Regions from separate parts of the Homo sapiens genome. Here region 1 is linked to region 2. Evidence: read pairs that join two places in POLR2A ChIA-PET (ENCODE). Cell type or tissue: IMR-90. All regions are shown on one strand. Links, peaks and the distances in the headings refer to the core of each region. The heading gives the core; the rest is flanking DNA. Region 1 has its middle 140 kb from the start of WASF3. Region 2 overlaps WASF3 (WASP family member 3).

Region 1 (10,058 bases), core at 4,220-6,719, 270 kb before region 2:
GTTCTCAGTTTGTGTCACATATTGATAATTCTCATAATACGTCACACTCTTCATTATTATTATATCTGTTATGGTTCTTTGTGATCAGTGATCTTTGATGCTACTATTGTAATTGTTCTGGGGCCCAGCCTGGGCGACAGAGCGAGACTCTGTCTCAAAACAAACAAACAAAAAACGAATTTAATCTATAAATGTTGTGTGTGTTCTGACTGCTTCATCAACTGGCCATTTCCTTGTCTCTCTCCCTATCCTCTCTATTCTCCCTGTTCCCTGATATGACAATTTTGAAATTGGGCCAATTAATAACTTTATAATGGCCTCTAAGTGTCTGAGTGAAAGGAAGAGTTGCATGTCTCTTACTTTAAATCAACAGCTAGAAACAATTAAGCTTACTGAGGAAGGCATGTCAAAAGGCATGATAGGCTGACAGCTTGGTCTCTTGCACCAAACAGTTAGCCAAGTTGTGAATGCAAAGGAGAGCTCTTAAAGGAAATTAAAATTGTCACTCCAGTGAACACACAAATGATAAGAAAGTAAAACAGCAGACTTATTGCTGATACGGGGAAAGTTTGAGCGGTCTGGATAGAAGATCAAACCAGCCACAGCATTCCCTAAGCCAAAGTCTAATCCAGAGCAAGACCCTAACTCTCTTCAATTCTGTGAAGGCTGAGAGAGGTGAGGAAGCTACAGAAGAAAAGTTTGAAGCTAGCAGAGGTGGGTTTATGAAATTTAAGGAAAGAAGCCATCCTCAGAACATAACAGTGCAAGCAGCAAGTTCTGATTAAGAAGCTGCAGCAAGTTATCCAGAAGGTCTAGATAACATCATTGATGGAATGCTTCAAAGGACGGAAGCTCTGAAAGCTTCAAAGGATGGAAGCTCTGAAAGCTTCAAAGGACAGGCTGACTATCACTGGGAGATAATGCACTGGTGACTTTAAGTTGACTCCAATGCTCGTTGACCATTCCTAAGATCCTATAGTCCTTAAGAATTGTACTGAATCTCCTCTGCCTGTGCTCTAGAAATAGAAAAACAAAGCCTCAATGACAGCACATGTGTTTTCAGCATGGTTCACTGAGTATTTTAAGCCTACCATTGAGACCTATTGCTCAGAAAAAAAAAGATTTCTTTCAAAATATTACTGCTCATTGACAATGCCCCTGGTCACCTAGGAACCCTGATAGGGGTATACAGGAGACGAATATTGTTTCCCTGCCTGCTAACTTAACATTTATTCTGCAGCCCATAGATCAAGGGGTAACTTTGACTTTCAAGTCTTATTATTTAAGAAACATACTTCATAAGGCCGCAGGTGCCATAGGTAGTGATTACTTTGATGGATCTGGAAAAGATAAATTGAAAGCCTTCTGGCAAGGATTTACCATTCAAGATGTCATTAGCATTAGTCATTCATAGGAGAAGGTCAAAATATCAATATTAACAGGAGTTTGGAAGAAGTTGATTCCAACACTCATGAAGGAGTTTGAGGGGTTCAAGACTTCAGTGGAGGAGATCACTGTGGATGTGGTGGAAACAGCAGGAGAACTAGAATTAGAAGTAGAGCCTGAAGATGCGACTGAATTGCTTCAATCTCATGATAAAACTTTAATGGATGAGGAGTTGCTTCTTATAAATGAGCAAAGGAAGTGGTTTCTTGACATGGAATCTACTCCTGAAAAAGATGCTGTGAACATTGTTGAAATAACGACAAAGTATTTAGAATATTATATAAACTTAGTTGATAAAGCAGCAGCAGGGTTTGAGAGGATTGTGTCTAATTTTGAAAGAAGTTCTACTATGGGTAAAATATTTTTAATTTTTTTTTTTTTGAGATGGAGTCTCGCCCTGTCACCCAAGCGGAGTGCAGTGGCGTGATCTCGGCTCACTGCAACCTCCGCCTCCCGGGTTCAAGCGATTCTTCTGCTTCAGCTTCCCAAGTAGCTGGGATTACAGGCACCCACCACCATGCCCAGCTAATTTTTGTATTTTTAGTAGAGATGGGGTTTCACCATGTTGGCCAGGCTGGTCTCGAACTCCTGACCTCAGGTGATCCACCTGCCTTGGCCTCCCAAAGTGCTGGAATTACAGGTGTGAGCCACCATGCCCAGATATCTTGTTAAAATATTATCAAACAGTATTGAATGCTACAGAGAAATATTTCATGACAAGGAAGAGTTGAACTTCATTTTTGTCTTATTTTAAGAAATTTCCTCAACTACCCCAGTCTTCAGCAACCACCATCCCAATCAGTCAGCAGCCATTAATATCAAGGCAAGATTCTCCATCAGCAAAAAGATTCTGACTTGCTGAAGACTCAGATGAATGTTAGCATTTTTTAAACAATAAAGTCTTTTTAAATTAAGGTAGATACATTGCTTTTTTAGGCATAATGCTATTAAACACTTAATAGACTACAGTATAGTGTAAGCATAATTTCTTTTTTTTAGAGATGGGGTCTCACTGTGTTGCCTAGGCTGGAGTGCAGTGGTGCGATCATAGCCCACTGCAACCTGGAACTCCTGGGCTCAAGCAGTCCTCTCACCTCAGCCTCATAAGTAGCTAGGACTACAGGTGTGTGCCACCATGCCCAGCTATTCTTTTTTTCTTAGAGATGGGGTCTCACTATGTTGCCTGGGCTGGTCTAGAACTCCCGGCCTCCAACAATCCTCCTGCCTCGGCCTGTAAGCCTAACTTGTATATGCATTGGGAAACCAAGCAATTCATGTGACTGACTTTATTGTGTTATTTGCTTTATTGCAGTTGTCTGGAACCAAACCCACAATATCTCCAAGGTGTATCTGAATATGGAGCAGTGGCTTTTCAAACATCCTTATCTCCAACTTCTAGTATCTCTGTTATTTTTGGATCCAGGTTTATTGATTGATTTTTCTTCCATTTAGGAGTCATATTTTTCTTCTTCTTTGTATGCCTGGTAATTTTTTATTGGATGCTGAGCATCATTAATTTGCTGTGTTGGTTGCTGTATCTTGTTATGTTTGTTTAGTGCTGGATTTTGTTATGGCACACTGTTAAATCACTTGGAGTCAGCTGTATCCTTTTGATGCTTGCTCTTAAGCCTAATGTGTCAGGTCCAGAATAACTTTTAGTCCAGGGCTAATGAAGCCCCACTGCTACAGAAACATTCTTCTGAGAATTCTGGCAGATGCCCCAGCTACAACTCTTCACTGGTAGAAACACGGACTATTCTCAGCCTTGTTTGAACTCTAGGAATTGTTCTGCCTACTCTTTTTCAGGATTCTTTGTCTGACCTCAGATAGTTTCTTGTCACGCATACACAGATCAGTACTCAAAGGCTGGACAGAACCCGCTGTGTGTTTCCAGAGCCATGTCCACTTCCCTGCCGTAGCTCCCTCTTTCCCAACACACCTTTTCTTAAATTCCAGCCACCTTAGCTTTGATCTGTTCAACACACAAAGACCACTGGGTTTTATTTGGATTTTCCTCTCTGCACTGCAGCCTGCCAGCTGCTTTTAAGTGGTAAGCTCAGGCAATAATAAAACACACATTGCTTCTCAGGAATCACAATACTGTGCTGCCTTTTGTTTGGTGTCTGAAAAACGTTTTTAAATACATTTTGTCCAATTTTCTAATTGTTTAAGGGGGTAGGGTAAATCAGGTCCCATTACTCCCTCTTGGCTGGCAGTAGGAGTTACAGCTGGTGACCATTTGTTAAATGGGTGCAAACTTGAAGCTGGCTCACAAATTTCTTAGCATTGAGGTACACCTGAGTTTGATCCTGATAAGACAATCAATGCATTGTCCTGAAATTTATGAACATGATATCCATAATTGCCCAATATTTTGTCCGAATATTTTTGGACCATGCTCAAACCACTAAGCAGTCTGGTATATAATGTGAGCCTTTGCTTTCCCAATGAGGAGATTGATAAAAGAAAGAAGAAAAAAATACATCTCCTTTAAGGGCTGGAGACAGAATGCTTAAATATCTACATTGCAGTGTTCAAGTAAGTTACAAATATATAAAATTACACACTAGATCAACTAATACATTATTTTAAAGGATTGCCTTTTCCCACTCTTGCTGAATCACTGAAATGATTCTATTTAAATTCTCATATGCATTTTTGACTTTAATAATTTATTTTTCATTGCTATCATCTGAGTTATCTAAAACATCATCTTTGTGCCATCGAAGTTGCTTGAGCTTCAGCACTATCTGACTTTCTATGTATGTTGCTGGACATTTTACCCAGGCGGCAAGTGTGCATTCACGTTTCAGGAAACAGCTAGTTGTGTCGTTTTTTTTTTTTTTTTTTTCCATTTGGCAGTCACCATATGCAAGACATTTACTGTGTGGCTTGGTAAGTAATTTTTTTTTTTTTTTTTTTTTTTTGAGACGGAGTCTTGCTCTGTCACCCAGGCTGGAGTGCAGTGGCGCGATCTTGGCTCACGGCCACCTCTGCCTTCCAGGTTCAAGCAATTCTCTGCCTCAGCCTCCTGAGTAGCTGGGATTACAGGTGCCCGCCACCATGCCTGGCTAATTTTTTTTTGTATTTTTAGTAGAGATGGGGTTTCACCATCTTGGCCAGGCTGGTCTTGAACTCCTGACCTCGTGATCCACCCGCCTTGGCCTCCCAAAGTGCTGGGATTACAGGCATGAACCACCGCGCCCGGCCTTGTAAGTGATTTTAATAAGGCTTGTTTCCAATACAATACATCCAACAAATTGTAATTGAGTGTATTCCACCCCCAAGAATAATTCCTGAATACTAAACCTGTTCAATGTCTTGTTCTCTTTTTCAAACCATCTGTTCCATCAGATGACCACTATATTCATCCAAAACTAGCATTTCAAGGTTAGTTTAGACTAGGGTTGCATGATAATATCCAGGGAGCCTGGTTAAATTTGAATTTTAGATAAACAACAAAAATGTTTTGGTATAATTACGTCCCAAATATTGCACAGAACATACCTATACTACAAAAAAAGGTAGTTTATCCGAAATTTAAATTTAACTAAGCAACCTGTGTTTTTATTTGCTAAAACTGGTAACCATATTTTTTTAAATCACTGTGTCTTCCTCAACTAACCAATTTGTAACCTATTCATAACCAATCCATTTATAAGATATTGCTTGTCACTGATTTCCCCTATTTTGAATAATAATGAGAGAAAAAATTTACTTTTTATTTAGGGATATATAGTAATTTTTACTGTCACTTTCTTGCAAAGGATGTAATACCATAAGCACTCTTGAATATATTTGGAAGTATTTTTCCTGAGAGGTAGCAATTAATTCAGGGAACGAAATATTAGAAGATTGGTTTTACCAGTTCTCTATGCTATGAAAGCACACATTACGAATTAAAACATGGTATTCATTAACACAAGTTTGAACTAGGTAAGTATGTTCATTTCTCTTTCCACATTTTCAGAATTATGCCTCCGATTCTTTTGGCATACCAGCGTGTTTCAAAGGCAAATGTCATCTTTATCACGACCACCCTGCCTACACAGATTGTGGGTTTCCTAGGCCACACGTACCAGGAAAGTCATTTAAATGGCACATTGTAGTATCTAGGAAGAAATGTTCCTTTCCCTTTGGTTGAATTGACTGTTAAGCGGGGGGAAAATACCCAGAAATCTCAAGGACTGAATTTCTTCATAAAACTAAACATGTCTCCATTTATTCTTAGGCATGGTGACTCTAATACTTTCATTTTCCCCTTCTGTATTATTTAGAAAGAGTAATTCAATTTCCCCAATACTTCAGAATCCTGATGGAGTGTCAGATCTTCAATAACTTAACTTGTTCTGTCATTTTATTAAATTAGGGAAAAAAATAACCATTTGCTACTTTTGATTGCATTTTAGAATCTATAAGAAAGTGCTAAGTTTCTCTGTGGCTCCTGCGTGTCCTCAGTTAATATCAAATTGTCCCCAGCTTGAATCATTTCCCATGATTCAGAAAATCATTTTTCTTCTGCCCCTAAGGATACAAATTGGAAATAAAGTGATAAAACTTGGAAGAAATGCAATAAAACATCCCTAGGAAGCTTGAGAATCTTAGATGAAGCAGTTGGTGAGTTTAAGATCTTGCCCAGATGTGCTGAAAATATCCTTTCCACACAGTAAAAATATTCACTGCCTTCTTAAATTCAGTGACGTTTTTCTTTTTCTTTCTTTCTTTTTTTTTCTTTTTCTTTTCCTTTTTTTTTTTTTTTTTTTTGACAGAAAGGCAGCTGCTGTTCTTGCTGGCAGATGATAGCACTGGTTCCAAGGAAATCAGAATGCTTGCTGCCTTTGAGGCTGATGCAATGGGGAGGTCTAGCAACTTCTTTATACCCTGGCTTAAAAGGACTTTCTCCCAACACATTCCTATCCCTAAAGAACATCCCTGCTTTCCTTTCCAGGGCATTTCTTTCTCTCCAAGCCAGCCAGACGGTTCTCTGCCAGGGCCCATAGCCCTGCACTGACATTAACCAGAGCTGAGTCCGCCCTGCAGTCCTGCTCCTCTCTCACATTCAGTACTCGTTTTTACAGGAAAGAAAAGCTCATGTGTGCTAAGTCAAGCATTTTTAAAAAGAAAAAGGAGTTTGAAAGATTCATTTCACAAATGCTATTTCCTTTGCACTTGTTCCACCCGCCCCCCGCCCACAATTCTTAAGGGCAGGTGCACCAGAAACCATGATGTTTATGGCATTCTCTCTCATCCAGTAACTCCCAAACCAAACTGAAAAGATGCCAGACAGTCTTCCCTGTATACCATGGTTTCTTTCAGGGTTTTTGATACTGAATGAGAAAATGATGATGTGTGGGTTAGAGTCAGACTGAAACTGGGCCATCGGCTCCTTGTCTGAGGAAATGTCGTGTCCTGGCGGAGGGAGCGTGGAACCGCTTTCTGGCCTGAGCTGGGCTCTTGGGACAGAGTTGGCAAATGGCTTCACTTCTCTGGGTCTCAGATTTTCCCTCATGAAGTAGGAGGAATGGGGAGCACTAGATGGAAGCAGGCAGATAACTTCTGGAGCTGAGGCTGGCGTCCGCCTAGGGCCCCGGGCCCCACCCGCACGGGTAAGCTGAGCCTCTGAGGGGGTCTGCGATGGGACTCACATGAGCCACACAACACCCCCGTTCTCCTGCCGATATCCGCCCACACTCTGGGAGCTCCTGGGGGCAGGAACAGCCTTATATCTCCCCCCACCCCCAACAGCACCAGGCACATCTCTGTTGTCTATAAGGTGTCGATCTAACATATCCACAGCCTAGCCCCTGTTGTAGGAGTAAGGATATCAGGGGTAGGATACCTACCACACTGTGTCCTAGCAGCCTGGTTGCTCATCTGTCTTTCCAATTACTCTCATCTCCAGAAGCTAGCATGGTGCCTAGCTCTGGGTGCCATTCAGTAAGTTCCACAAAGACCAAGAATGAGCTCCTATACTTAGGAAGTTTCTGCTGCGTACCAGCCACCATCTCACCATTTCATTTAATGCAACAATCCTAGGACATCAACTCTATGATTGTTCCCACTTTCCAGATGAGAAGCCCGGTGCTTAAGAGGTTCACATTGTGCCTATGATGCACAGCTTTTGAGCAGAGCCAGGATGCAAATCAGGCCCATCAGCCTCTAGAATGTGCACCTTCACCCCCACAGTGAGGGAATGAAGCTGCCTTGTTCCATTAAGGTGATGGAGGGAGGATGGAGGAGCAGAGAGACCGCAAGAAGCCAGGGGCCTGACAGGCACCTATGCCCTGGAAGCCTGATTCACCTCTGGACTTTCAAGTTACACAAGCAGGTAAATGTCTTTATCCTTTAAGCCATTTTTGACTGACTTTTGACTGTTTGCAACAAAAGCACCAGCAAGCTGGATATGAGATTCCTCATCCACCACTACCTCCTCTGCTTACAGATTATTTATAGATGTGCTTCTTTTCTGGAGAAAAATATTCTTTAATGAAATTTTCATTGATATTTATCTTACACTACTCGGAAATCAAACCATATCAGTAGATTACTTTAATCATCAGTAGATGATTAAAAAGGCACTCACATGCCTTTTTGTTTTTGTGATTTTTTTTCATCTTTTAACTTCTGTGTTTATTTCATGCTCCTAAGAGTTTATGAAAGTCTCCCACTCCACATCAACACAGAGGTAACATTTATTTCTCAGTGGTGCATTCCAAGAATAGTCTGTGTTTGCAAAGCCCTCTTACGCTCATTTCTGAGCTCATTTATTTATTTAAGAGCTGCACAATCCCAGCCTTGTCCTGTAGTGGAAAGAGATTCTACCACGTTCAGATAGCAATGACTGGTTTAGAAATGATTTGTCTTAGTCCAAGCCAAAGTCTCTTCTGCATCCTTGATTATGTCTAAATGATGCTCTTATCCTTAAACAGAACCCACTTTCTTAGTCCACCAGGAAGCACTTGATTTATTTACCAGCTCCAGGGAAGGGAGGAAGCAGCCGTCCAAAGGGTAATCACACAGCCAGGTGAGCTGCCACTGAGCTGTGGCCCGGGAGAAAATGGTTTTAAGTGCTGAACGGGTTTGGTGTCGTGCCAGCCTGCTTGCTAAGGAACTCGCTCAGTCCTGCCTGGGAAATTAGATGGGCAGGCAAGTAAGTATTCAGAACGCTTCCAAAGGGGGACACAGGCAGCTGTCATTGTCCTGGCCACGGGAGACAGTCACAAGGGGACAGTGCTCACAGCACATGTGACCTGGAGAAGAGAGACCCAGGAGAGTGCAGTTGTTCACAGCAATCCAGCCCTCAAGGGTAGAGAGCCTGAGGCTCCTCCTGGATCCATAAAGAACTGGTTTCCCTAATGAGTGGCTTGGATGATTCATTTAAGGGACAAGTACAGCCAGTGAACAAGATGGAAGCACCAGATGTCTTAAGGCAGACAGATATCTTGATTGAGTCTCCATAGGACAGATGACCACCCTGGCCCATCAGGTCCTGAGATGCCACACCCCAGCTATGTGGATTAAGGGGGCACTTTCCCTGAGAGTTGGCCAGAGCTCTAAAAAGAATTCCAGGTACAGATGCAAGATTACAAATTAATAGGACAGCTCTTAAAACTTCATTCATTCACTGAAGCCTGCTATGCACCAGACAACATGTTGGGTTCCAGGGACGCAATGAGAGAGAGAGAGTTGGGCAAGTTGGGGAGAGTGTGTGTGTTGCAAGCCTAATGACAATTTAAGTATGCTAACCTAGCTCCTTATTCAAAGGCATGTTATAATTCCTCTCCTAAAATGAAAATGTTCTGATTTAAAGCTATCCCTCTATTTAATACTTAAACACTGGAGGGTTCAAGAAATAGGCTGACCTGAGGGTTTAGGAAGCCTCAGAGTAGCTGGATTCAGCTTTTGAGACTCCCTGAATGGGATTCTACAGATGCAGGACCAGGGCCCACACCATCCCCTGAGTGACAGGGCAGCCACAAGCATCCTCCACTTCCCTAGCTCCAACACCACTTCCTGACTTGCTCCATGTGAATCTCTACCACTCACTGTGACATGTCCTGCAAAGTCCATTTGCGGCCACAGGGTCCACCCACTTCTCTGTGGATGAAAGAGGGTGGGGATTCCTGGAGGAATTAGGGTATCAGGCCTCTCCAGAGCTGCAGCTTGCAAACAAGAAGCAAAATAGACGAGAGATCAGGTAGCAGAGGGAGTGAAGGAAGTGACATGAATGGCTGGAATCATTCCTAGTCTCCACTCCAAAGATCTGCATTCTCTGGTGGGTCCAAGAGTCTGTATTTTTAACTCCTGGGTGATTCTGATGCAGCAAGTCTTGGGATCCTCAGGCCTGAATGTCCCACAAGCCAGAAAATTAGCCCCTGAATCCCAGTTGCTTTTACATAAAGTAAGAAAGTATGTGGATGGCCACTGGGACAGAAAGGTAGAAAGAGTTTCTGTGGGGCCCCAGGATCACTGAGTTCTAGTCCTGGCTCTACCCATACTGATAATATCGACCCAGTTGTCAACACCTCTGACTTCAGTTTTCTTACCTTTGAAGTAAGAAAATTGGGTAAAATAATCTCTAATCAAACTGAGAAAAAAGACACTAATTAGTT
Region 2 (10,058 bases), core at 2,649-5,148:
ACTAGCCACATGTCAGTTCATGCTTTTAAGGCTATATGTGCCTAGTGGCTGCTGTCTGGGATGGTGCAGCTCCACAGTTTTCTCTAATGGTGTTCAGGTACACTGAAATTAGGAATTTTTAATATTTTAACACATTACTTTGTTACAAAAAAACTTCTCACTTTGAATGCATGTTTTTTCTCATGAAACTTTTAATATTCCCTGAGCTTTTCTCCCCTCAAATTTCTAAAACTTTCTGTCCTTAGTGTCAGTAGAAAAAAAAGTCCAATAGACATATTTGTTCGTTTATCTTTAATTTGGAGCCAGCAAAAGGATGTGATTCTGAACCACGTGTTGTGTCTGCAGGAATTCAACTGAAAAAGGTGCAGGAGCAGCGGGAGCAGGAGGCCAAGCGGGAGCCAGTGGGGAATGACGTGGCCACGATCCTGTCCCGGCGCATTGCCGTGGAGTACAGCGACTCTGACGACGACTCAGAGTTCGACGAGAACGACTGGTCCGACTGAGCAAAGGCCGGCGGAGAGGCCGCGTGTGGGAGCGTGTTGAAGATTTTAAGTGGTCTCTACACCCAAATAGTGGTATTCTAATCCCGTAGCATAGCACCTTTTGTATAAACAATGTGATATTGCTTCTGCACATCCAAAAATTCTGGGTCTTTTCAGTATTTACTGTGTAATACTTAAGTGCCACTAAACATAGCAAATTGTGCTGCACATGAGGAAATAGGCTGTCACTATCACATTGTCCTGAAAACAGCATCTGCTTTCCTCTTGGCCATGAGAGTATTTAGTGCAGTTTGGGTTTACTCTTACTGATCAATATAACTCTGCAGACTTGCTGTGTGTTTGTGAAGCTGCCTGGTGTTAGGTCTCTGCAAGACTAATGACTATGTCAGAGTGATGTCTTCCAACCAGTAAGTGATATTGTTTCACCGCTTTGGTTTTTCCTTTTGTTTTTTTAAAGGATGTGTTTCTGAATAAGTTGGTTTTAGAGGGAAAGGTTCAACAAACAGGGAGAATCCAGTGTTTCTGCTTTCAGTTTCTTGGCTTGGTAGCCTCTGAGTGAATCTGATGCTCTGCTGAATAATTTCATTACCTCTGCACATGCCTGTCAAATATGAAATTGGAAGGGCCCTTTTCAGGCTGGGTTCCCTGTGGGCATTTGCTTAGTAAATGCCTGTTGATGGTTTTTGCAAGAGAATTCAGCAGCTCAACAGTAATGAAAGTGAAGAACAGAGTCCATTTTCCTTCCTGGGGCCATTGGGGATGACACTCAAGATACTTGCCAGTCTCTCCAGTGTGGGCACCAGCCGGCCAGAACAGATGCGAGCAGTCCATGACTCTGGGAGCTACACCGCTGAGCTGGGCAGAGCTGCGGCACAGGGCCTGGGCTGCAAAGGAGCCCTGCTCCTTTAGTTTCCTGACACCTGTGTCCTGAGTGAGCCGCAGGAGTTCTTAGCTCCTCAGCGAGCAACAGAGAGCACTTTAGATGGCACCTTTCACCACTTGGTCAGAATTTTAAAAGCTTAGGTTTAGGTGAAAGTAGATATTGACAGCTATTCACCTTTCACGGTGCTGGGGCCAGATTAGGGATCACTCCCGTGAGGAGGGCCTTCACCCTGTTCTAGAAGCACATGGTTGTCCTCCTGTTGTTGGCACATTAAATGATAAAAAGCACCTCATGAGATTCCCTTGATCAGCCCTGCAGCTGTAGTACAGTGCTGTGCCCTCACCTCCACCCTTCCTGTTGTTCCCACGTGGGCAATACCAGGGACCCATGGGGAAACTCAAGAATGACAGCTTCTATATTTTGTAATTCTGGATGAAAGATAACTGTGTTGAACAAACAGGTGCTCCAGGCTTTGATTATAGATACGACTTCAAAAATATGCTAAGACGCTTGACTTATTAAGGACTTTAACCTACTCAACAGTATTTCATATCCATTGTGGTTAGTTACTCAGTTATGTTGAGAAGAATCTGGAGCTAAAAGCAGAGATGTTTGAGGTGACGGTAGGAATGTGAGCAGGATGGTGATGGGGGTTTTTGTTAAAATGCATCTGAGCAAGTCAGCCAGCCCCGAAGTCCCCTCAGTGTGTGTGTCTCGAGTGGCTACCTGTTGGGCTTGTGGGCAGTGATTGTACAGAGCCTGTCCATTGGGTGCAGTCATGTAGATCTGAAGCCCTGAAAAGCCTCATGTCTGCATCCCCTTTCCAAGGCTGCTTCCCTGGTGTGTCTGTTCTCTCCTCTGTCCCAGGTGCTGGGAGCGTCCTCTTCAGCGTCTTTTCCTAGAGCTGGTCACCACTAGGCTGTCACTATAAATTCCTTGAATATAAGTAACAGTTATTAATGAACTTCTAAATTTCTAATTTCTCTCTCTCTCTCTTTTTTTTTTTTTTGTTGTTGTTAAAAAGGGCCTACTACATTGGCGCTATTCTTAGGACTTCTGCAACTTTTAAAGTCTTACTTGTCTTTCTTGTTGCTTTTGTATTAGGAGTTCCCCGTGTGGGTCTAGAACTCCCCTTTGGTAATGCTTCTTTGTTTTTTTATGGCCCTTCTGTTCTCAGGATGGAGAGAACACAGAAGCTACTATCCATGTCAGGATTTATTCTATTTATATCTTATTACAATAAAATTAGTGGCACTTTATTCATAAATATTCATGAGCCTGTTAATTGTTAGTTGTCTTCCTGTAGCTGAATCAACAAGTTATTTTCAACTCAATTTTATGACTTGCGAAAAAGCTTTTGCCCTGTTGTGTACCATAACATTTAAAAGAATGGAAAATGACTGAAATCCAATTTAGATTATTTTTAGAGTATTTTTCCAGCAAATTCAATTTATTCTGAAATTTAAATCCAGATCTTTTCTAATATGGTATTACAATGAAAAGAATAAAGAGAAGATTTGAATTTTCAGTTTCATTTTCAAAAACTATTTACCAAAACAAATGGAGAAGAAACATCCAAAAGCACATTTCATTTCTCCAAACTTTGTGTTTTAAATTATAGTTATAAATTGTAAGGTAATTTTAAATTGTCCCTCGTATTATTTCTCCACGTCTGTTTTAGTTTAATGTCTCCTAAGCTTTTCTCTCATAGCGTAGACCTAGGGAAGGGATGGGAAGATTGCCCAGTCCCCGATGGCTGCGCACACAGGAGGCGGCGGAGCACAAGGCAAGTGAGTTTGCACTGTCAGCCCCAGACCGTAAGCTTGGCTACACTGATGTTTTTCTTTACTAAGGATACTATTCAAAAATTAACATTTTCATCTCAGTAAGTTTTTAGAACATCAAAATGTTTTCTGAGCTCCAAGTGGCTAGGTTGTAAAAGTTTTATAATAATTTGCAATTAAAATACATGATACATATTAATCCATTAAAGACTAGTGGGAATGTATCAGCCAGAGTAGCAAGTAATTTTTGTTTTATAAATCATAGTATCTGTCATCTTGCAGTATTACCAATGCTGTTGTAAATTGAATTTAAAGTGGTATTAAAAAAAACTGTTAAACAATTTTTATCTGTTTGTATATCTTACTATAGATTATGTACAAGTAACATCTAAATAAAATTACACTTTTAACCCTAAGAGGTTTTGCTTATTAATAACAGTGTTGTATGTTTGGCTTTTTTGGAAGAGAACTTGGTGTTAAGTGGTTTTTTGTTTTTGCTTTTGTTTAGCATTTTCCTTATTAGACAACAGAAGACACTACTTTGGTTTCCATTTAAATTTCTACATAATTTTTGTGTCACCAAGAGTTCAGATTGAATTCCTGAATGACTCGGGGCAGCACTAGTCTGGTTAGAAAGAAAAGGCCATGCTGGGAGTAGGGCAGCCACCTGTTGAGAGGATAGAGCCTGGGGCAAGAGGGTCTTAACCACATTTACTCTCAACGGTAAAAGTGAATAACACGCTGTAGTATGTATGTATTGCTTATGAGATGTTTTCATTTAATCCTTACAATAATCCTTAACATTCTGTTTCATATGTGGGAAAACTAGAGTGAAGCTAAGTTACTCTCTCAGGGACCTTGGTCGATAGAAAACTCAGTTCTGGGGCAGAATCACATGTTGGGGTAATGAGAGTCGAGATTGGGTGGGTAAGTGTGGCCACATACTTCAGAGACAGCCAGACTGGAGGTCAGGCTTCCTGTAGAAGCTGCTTTCAAGTTCCTGATGCACACGGTGTGTACCTCTACCATGGCACGCATCATGTGGTATGATGGCTGGTTCTGTGTGTAGCCTTTCACTGGACTGTGTGCTCCTTGTAGATGTAAGTCATCTTTGCATCCTGAGAGCCTTGGCACAGCACCCAGTCTCCTAGACAATGAGCAGCTGCTTTTTGCATGATTAGATGAGTGGATGGATTCCTGAGTGGTTTTCTTTAGCAAAAAGTAAAGTGTGAGCAACTTTTTTAAACATGGCAAATTCTACCAAATACCTTGACCTTGCATTTCCTCCTTAGTACTTGTCATCTGATGTGTGGCTCCCTCTTTATGGTGTGTATTCCCCACCAGACTGAGCTCTGGGAGGCAGGAAGGGGCCTGTTCTGCTGTATCCTGTGTGTTGAGCACAGTGCCTGGCACTTTCTAGGTTTCAAATAGTTATTTAGGGATTGTTGTTCATAGGGAAAAAGGGGAGGCTTCTTCAACAACTGTTTGTGAGCCTAATAAGATTTTTAAATACATGGATATGTGTAAAACACTTGGAAGAGTGCCTGGTGCTAAGCAGACACCCAGTGGTTGTGACCCACCTCTTTCGTCTACAAGCCACTGGCTGAAAAAGAGTGGCAGGCTGGGCCCTGCCCTCATGGGGCTGCTCATCTAATGAGAAAAAAGGACATTAAATATTGTCGAATAAGTAATTTAGATCATTTGACATGTGCTGAAGTTTGGGGCAGAATGAGAAGTGCCCAATCTCAGTGGGCCAAGAGAAGCTGAGATTTGAGAATGAACAGAAGTTAGCTCAGGGAAGGGAAAGGAGTTTTTCAGTAGAGAGAACAGCCTGTGCATTCCCTAAGATGGGAAAGACAATATGGGGTGAGAATGGAACTAAAGTATTGTGGAATGGAAGCACTGAGAGGAAGAAGTGTCATGAGATGGGATACAAAGATGCTGGAAACCTCCCATGCCCAGCATTCGGGATTTAGGGAGCTTTCTGAACCAACAAACCCCACCATGATGACATGTCTGCCATAGCTGCACACCTATCAAAATATTCATATTTACAGCCTATTGGTTTTTTAATTGATCTTGATAGCCTCATGCCTTAGATGGCACTAATCTTAGAAAGGATCTTAGGTCCGTTTTATTTATATGTATTTAGAAGGCATCTTAGTGCTCTGCTAGTCTAGCTCCTACCTTTAAAGATGGGGAAAAGGCCATTGCTTCCATTGATGGGGGCTCAAAGCTTGGTCTCTTGACTCTTGAATTTTCAAGAGTTCAAGGTCCTCCTGTTCCACCTTTCAGAGTTAGGTAAATATCCCTCACCCTCTGTTTCATTATGAAAAAAATTAAAATCTACAATAAAGTTGTTCAGTAAACACTCATATACCCCTCTCCATCTGTTCATCAATTCTTATCTTTTATGCATTTCAAAGTAATGTGTATTCTTCACCCCGAATTCTTCAGCATACATATCATTAGAGTTTAATATTTATAATGTAAAATACACTTAGAGTAGGTTCACTGACTCTATTCTGTCATCTGTTATATAATTTGCTCTTAAGCCCATCTAGTAAATTTTTTATTTCAGACATTGGATTTTTTCACTCTAGAATGTCCTAATGGTTCTTTTTTGTTGTTCATTTATTATAAGCTTATTTTCCTTTACATCTTTGAGCATAGTTATACTGGCTCTTTAAAAATCTTTGCTAATTCCAACATCTGGATTTTTTTTTTTTCAGGATCAGTCGCTATTGAGTGTTTTCACTCTTGAGTGCATGCCTAATAGTTTTGGATTGTATTGTAAACTCGGTGAATGATACATTTTAGAGACTCTCGATTCTGTTATGTTCCTCCAAAAAGTACTGATTTTTTTTTTTTTTAAAGAAGACAGTTAACATGGCTAGAATTAAACTCTCAATTCCTCCCTGCCCCCATCACCCAGCACACACACAATAGACAATAGCAGAAATTTCTTAAGTTCTTTTAACCTTAGCCAGGCTGTTTGGAGTTTATTTGGCTCACGCTTGGTTACAGAATCAAACAGAGACTCAGGCAGTTTTACACAGAATTTTTGGATCCCCCTCTGGCTCTTGTTTGTAGGAACACTTCACTTTCAATCTTCTTTGATCGCTCTGAACTCAGCCCTCTCATTTTTTTAAGCCAATAAGATGGTGGGTTAAGTCAGCCAGCCAAGACTGCAGATTTTCTGTTCAGGCTTAGCTGCCTGCTTGGCAGAACAGGGCCTGCCCTCACCAAAATGCCTTTAATAATCAGAAATGCAAAGCCTTTTTCTTCTGCCAAGCGTCAGCTCCCCTCTCATGTGTTTCTGGTTTTGATTTCTGTGCAATGCCTTCGATGGCTGTGAGGTGTATTTTGTCCAGTTCATAATTGTTATCTGTAGTGATTTGGTCTGAAATGAGCTAGTTCTCCAGTCCCAGAAGCCTCATTCTATAAATACTTGATGCAACATTTATTTTTAAAAATGTTAATGTAAATTTAAAAATGCAAACTGATGTTTAATACCCAATTACAACAAATGATCAGTGTCTCCATTTTTCTGCCAAGCAAACTTGTGTTTGCAAGGACCCCACAATAAAACTGGTGACATAGTTCTTTAACAAAGTGGTATCCAAGTATTGCATGATGTGATAGGAAACATGTGTCTACGTCTTATCTGTGAATCAGAATGTTCTTTAAGGCCGGATGCTGTGGCATGCCTGTAATCCCAGCACGTTGGGAGGCTGAGGTGGGTGGATCACTTGAGGTCAGGAGTTCGAAACCAGCCTGGCCAACATGGTGAAACCCCGTCTCTACTAAAAATACAAAAATTAGCCATGCATGGTGGTGTGCGCCTGTAATCCCAGCTACTCAGGAGGCTGAGGCAGGAGAATTGCTTGAACCTGGAAGGCGGAGGTTGCAGTGAGCACGGATTGCACCATTGCGCTCCAGCCTGGGCGACAGAGAGAGACTATGTCTCAAAAAAAAAAAAACAAAAAACAAAAAAAACCCAAACCCAGAATGTTCTTTAAACCGTGCAAGCAGAACAGTATGTGAGTCACATGGGCATTAAGACTACTTTAACAAATCGTCAGCCTTACCCCCAGTCTCCATTTTTATGTTCATCAAATAACTTTAATATTTTCACTGAGTTTTATAAATTTAGATTCAGGAATAAATCTATACACATAAAATATTTACTTTTAATTATTGGGGTTCATTTGAATCAAGGGTTCCACTACCTAAAACTTTGTAACCACTGCCTAGCATCACCAGTATGTAAGGGTTCACGTTGTTATGGGACTGTGTACTGTACTCAGATTTTGTGTTCTGTGAAGACAGTCCCAATACAGAGCTGTGTCACAAGCTTTTGAGGACATGGATATTTAATTTGGAGGTGTGGGTAACTTGTAGAGGTGTCCCAACAGGGAACTAGATGAGAAGGAGATTTGCTTCCCGAGTATACTTTCTTCCCGGGCCTGGCACCTGGACATTGATTTGCCAAAACACGTGAGCACTGTCCTGTGGATATCTGTACGTGCGATCTTTTAATTGCCCCACTGCATTTGCCCTGTGTACTTGTGATGTGAGTAATTAGCTTTAAATACAGCACCATGATTAGTTAGAGGTGGTGAATTGGCCGATGATTTACCATGAAGAAAAATTAAGAAAATATGCCATTTAAGAGTAATTTAAAAACCTACCAAGTGGTACTTAACGTGAAGTGACATTTAAAAGCATTTCATATTCGAGGATGTGCGTCAGCTGCTGTGGCCTAAAACCAGTTGAAACAGCAGTTTGACTCTGCAGCTGGCACGTCCTGAACCTGTGAACATGACTTAGCATCCGCATTCAGAAGATGTTTCTTTGCATGTGTGTAGGTGACGGTGGTTTGAAGTGTATCTTCTGAGAGCCACACTTGAAGATCTTGATAATTAAGTTAGGGGAGCAGCTTTCAGCTCCTTGACATGTCTTTTAATATTTCAGAGACCTAGCCAGGCATGGTGGTGGCTCATGCCTGTAACTCCAGCAATTTGGGAGGCCAAGATGGGAGGATCACTTGAGCTCAGGAGTTTGAGACCAGCCTAGGCAACATAGCAAGACCCCATTGCTCCAAAAAGAAAAAGAAATCAGCTGGGCATGGCAGCTCACTCCTGTTGTTCCGGCTACTCAGGAGGCTGAGATGGGAGGATTGCTTGAGCCCAGGGAGTCAAGGCTGCAGTGAACTATGATCGCACCACTGCACTCCAGCCTGGGTGACAGAGTGAGACTGTGTCTCACAAAAAAACAACAAAAATCACACACACACACACACACACACACACACACCAAAAATCAAAGACCTGGGCCTTCATTTGGTTTTCCAATTGGGGAATTTCAGCGACATGCCTTGAGGTCGGGGCAGGAAGCAGCATGGTGATCAGCACTGGATGACTCACCATGAAGGGCCCCAGGTTGCCTCCTCCCAGGGCACCTGGCCACATTTCCATTTGCACAGGTCGCAGTGTTGCTGTGGCTCCAGCAGCCCTGTGTCCCTCCTGTCCCTGGTCTCTGGCTCGCCTTGTCACTGTAAGCCTCCCTCCTCCCTCCACCAGCACGACTTTCCTTGCCAGGCTCCTTCCTCACAGAGGCCGTGGGTCCCTGTGGCCCCCACATCGCCTTGGTTTCTGCTGTCCTTCCCTCTTCCCCCGACAGGTGACCTGTCCTCTCCTGTCTTCCCCTGATGCTTCCAATGCCAACCCGGTCAGATCCTGCCACACTGGGTTTTGGGGGTGCAGAAGCCCACATAAGTTAATAAAGGAGCTGGCCCTCTCTCAGCAGAGATTAGAAGTTGTGTCTGAGCCGAGATGCCCCTGGGCACCAGGAAGGAGTCCCCTTCAGTGCCTTCTCAGCTGAGCCTGGGTTCCTCCCAGGCTCATTCCCACAAGGAACCTTGTGGGATGAGCTCAGAGCCAGGGATTCAGATCTGGCATCAGAAGGGCTTGATTTTCGTGTCATCTGCCCCTGTAGGCGAGGTCAGGCACAGAGGGGTCCCCAGTGAGGGGTTCACACACTGAGTCATGCTAAGCTGGAGGACGGGGGACTCTGGGCTCCACTCACCCGCTCCCCTGGTATGCGTGTTCAAATGCAGATTTCCAGGCCCCATCCCAAACCTACTGCATCAAAACCTTGAGCACAGGACCCAGAATCCACAGTTTACCCGGTAGCCTTCTGGAGTGGTTCTTACTAGGCACGCCAGAGTTAGGCCCTGCCCTTCGTGCTGACCTGGAATGATTGACAGGAGCCCGAAGATGCCACCTGCGATGTTCTGGGCTATTGGACGACTAATGGTGCCTCATGGACTCCAGGGGGACCCAGCGCCCTCTCCATCAGGGGCTGTCCCTTCCTCCGGTGTCTGGTTGGCAGCAGCTGAAACCCTGCCCACAAAGGTGAGCTGGGTTATGACCCAGTCGTTTTCATCTTTGGACCCCAGATGGAAAGATGCAGAGCTGCCATCCTTAACTCCCATGTTCCTCTCGGAGCAGCTCTCCCTGTTCCACAGCCCCTGCTGTCTGCACGCCCCTGAGCTTCCCGCTTGGTCAGATCAACGGTGCTGGCCGCACAAAGCACGTGGGAGCCCACGGTCCTGGCACAGGTCATTCAGGAGCTCCTTCCTATTCAGGGCCTAGGGAGGAGAGGTGGGGGCCTGAGCTTTGCCTGTGGGCTGTCCCCACTGATGTTACTCACTGGATGGCCTTCCCGGGCTGGAGTAGGGAGAGGGTCATAGTCTCTGCTTGGGTCCTTGTGGCAGACACAGGGGCTGGCACACTGCATGCAGGCGGAGAAAGTCAGCATGGCCTCTTCTAGCTTCCCCCCACTGGCTGCCGTGACATCAGCCTGGCACTCTTAGGTGTCTGA

The links. Peaks named below come from ENCODE experiments on the same cell type or tissue, not always from the same donor. Only the 100,000 strongest peaks of a DNase experiment are listed, where the experiment ranks them.
Region 1: POLR2A ChIA-PET joins it to region 2 with 13 read pairs; 2 of 35 experiments call an interaction of 5 or more read pairs at or near these places.

What each region holds. Positions count from the first base shown.
Region 1 is chr13:26,417,449-26,427,506 of GRCh38, forward strand. No RefSeq gene overlaps it. Among named protein-coding and RNA genes, the nearest start is that of WASF3, 140 kb to the right of the region's middle. RefSeq lists an enhancer at 7,044-7,569. In IMR-90, for the core only: no CTCF peak of the experiment used is centred there; no DNase peak of the experiment used is centred there; H3K27ac peaks cover 370 bases.
Region 2 is chr13:26,685,343-26,695,400 of GRCh38, forward strand. WASF3 (WASP family member 3) reads left to right here. Exons shown (of 10, transcript NM_006646.6): 10 at 346-3,606. The coding sequence ends at 503. The region is part of intron 1 of LOC107984597 (a long non-coding RNA gene); the gene reads right to left. Among named protein-coding and RNA genes, the nearest start is that of GPR12, 70 kb to the right of the region's middle. In IMR-90, for the core only: no CTCF peak of the experiment used is centred there; no DNase peak of the experiment used is centred there.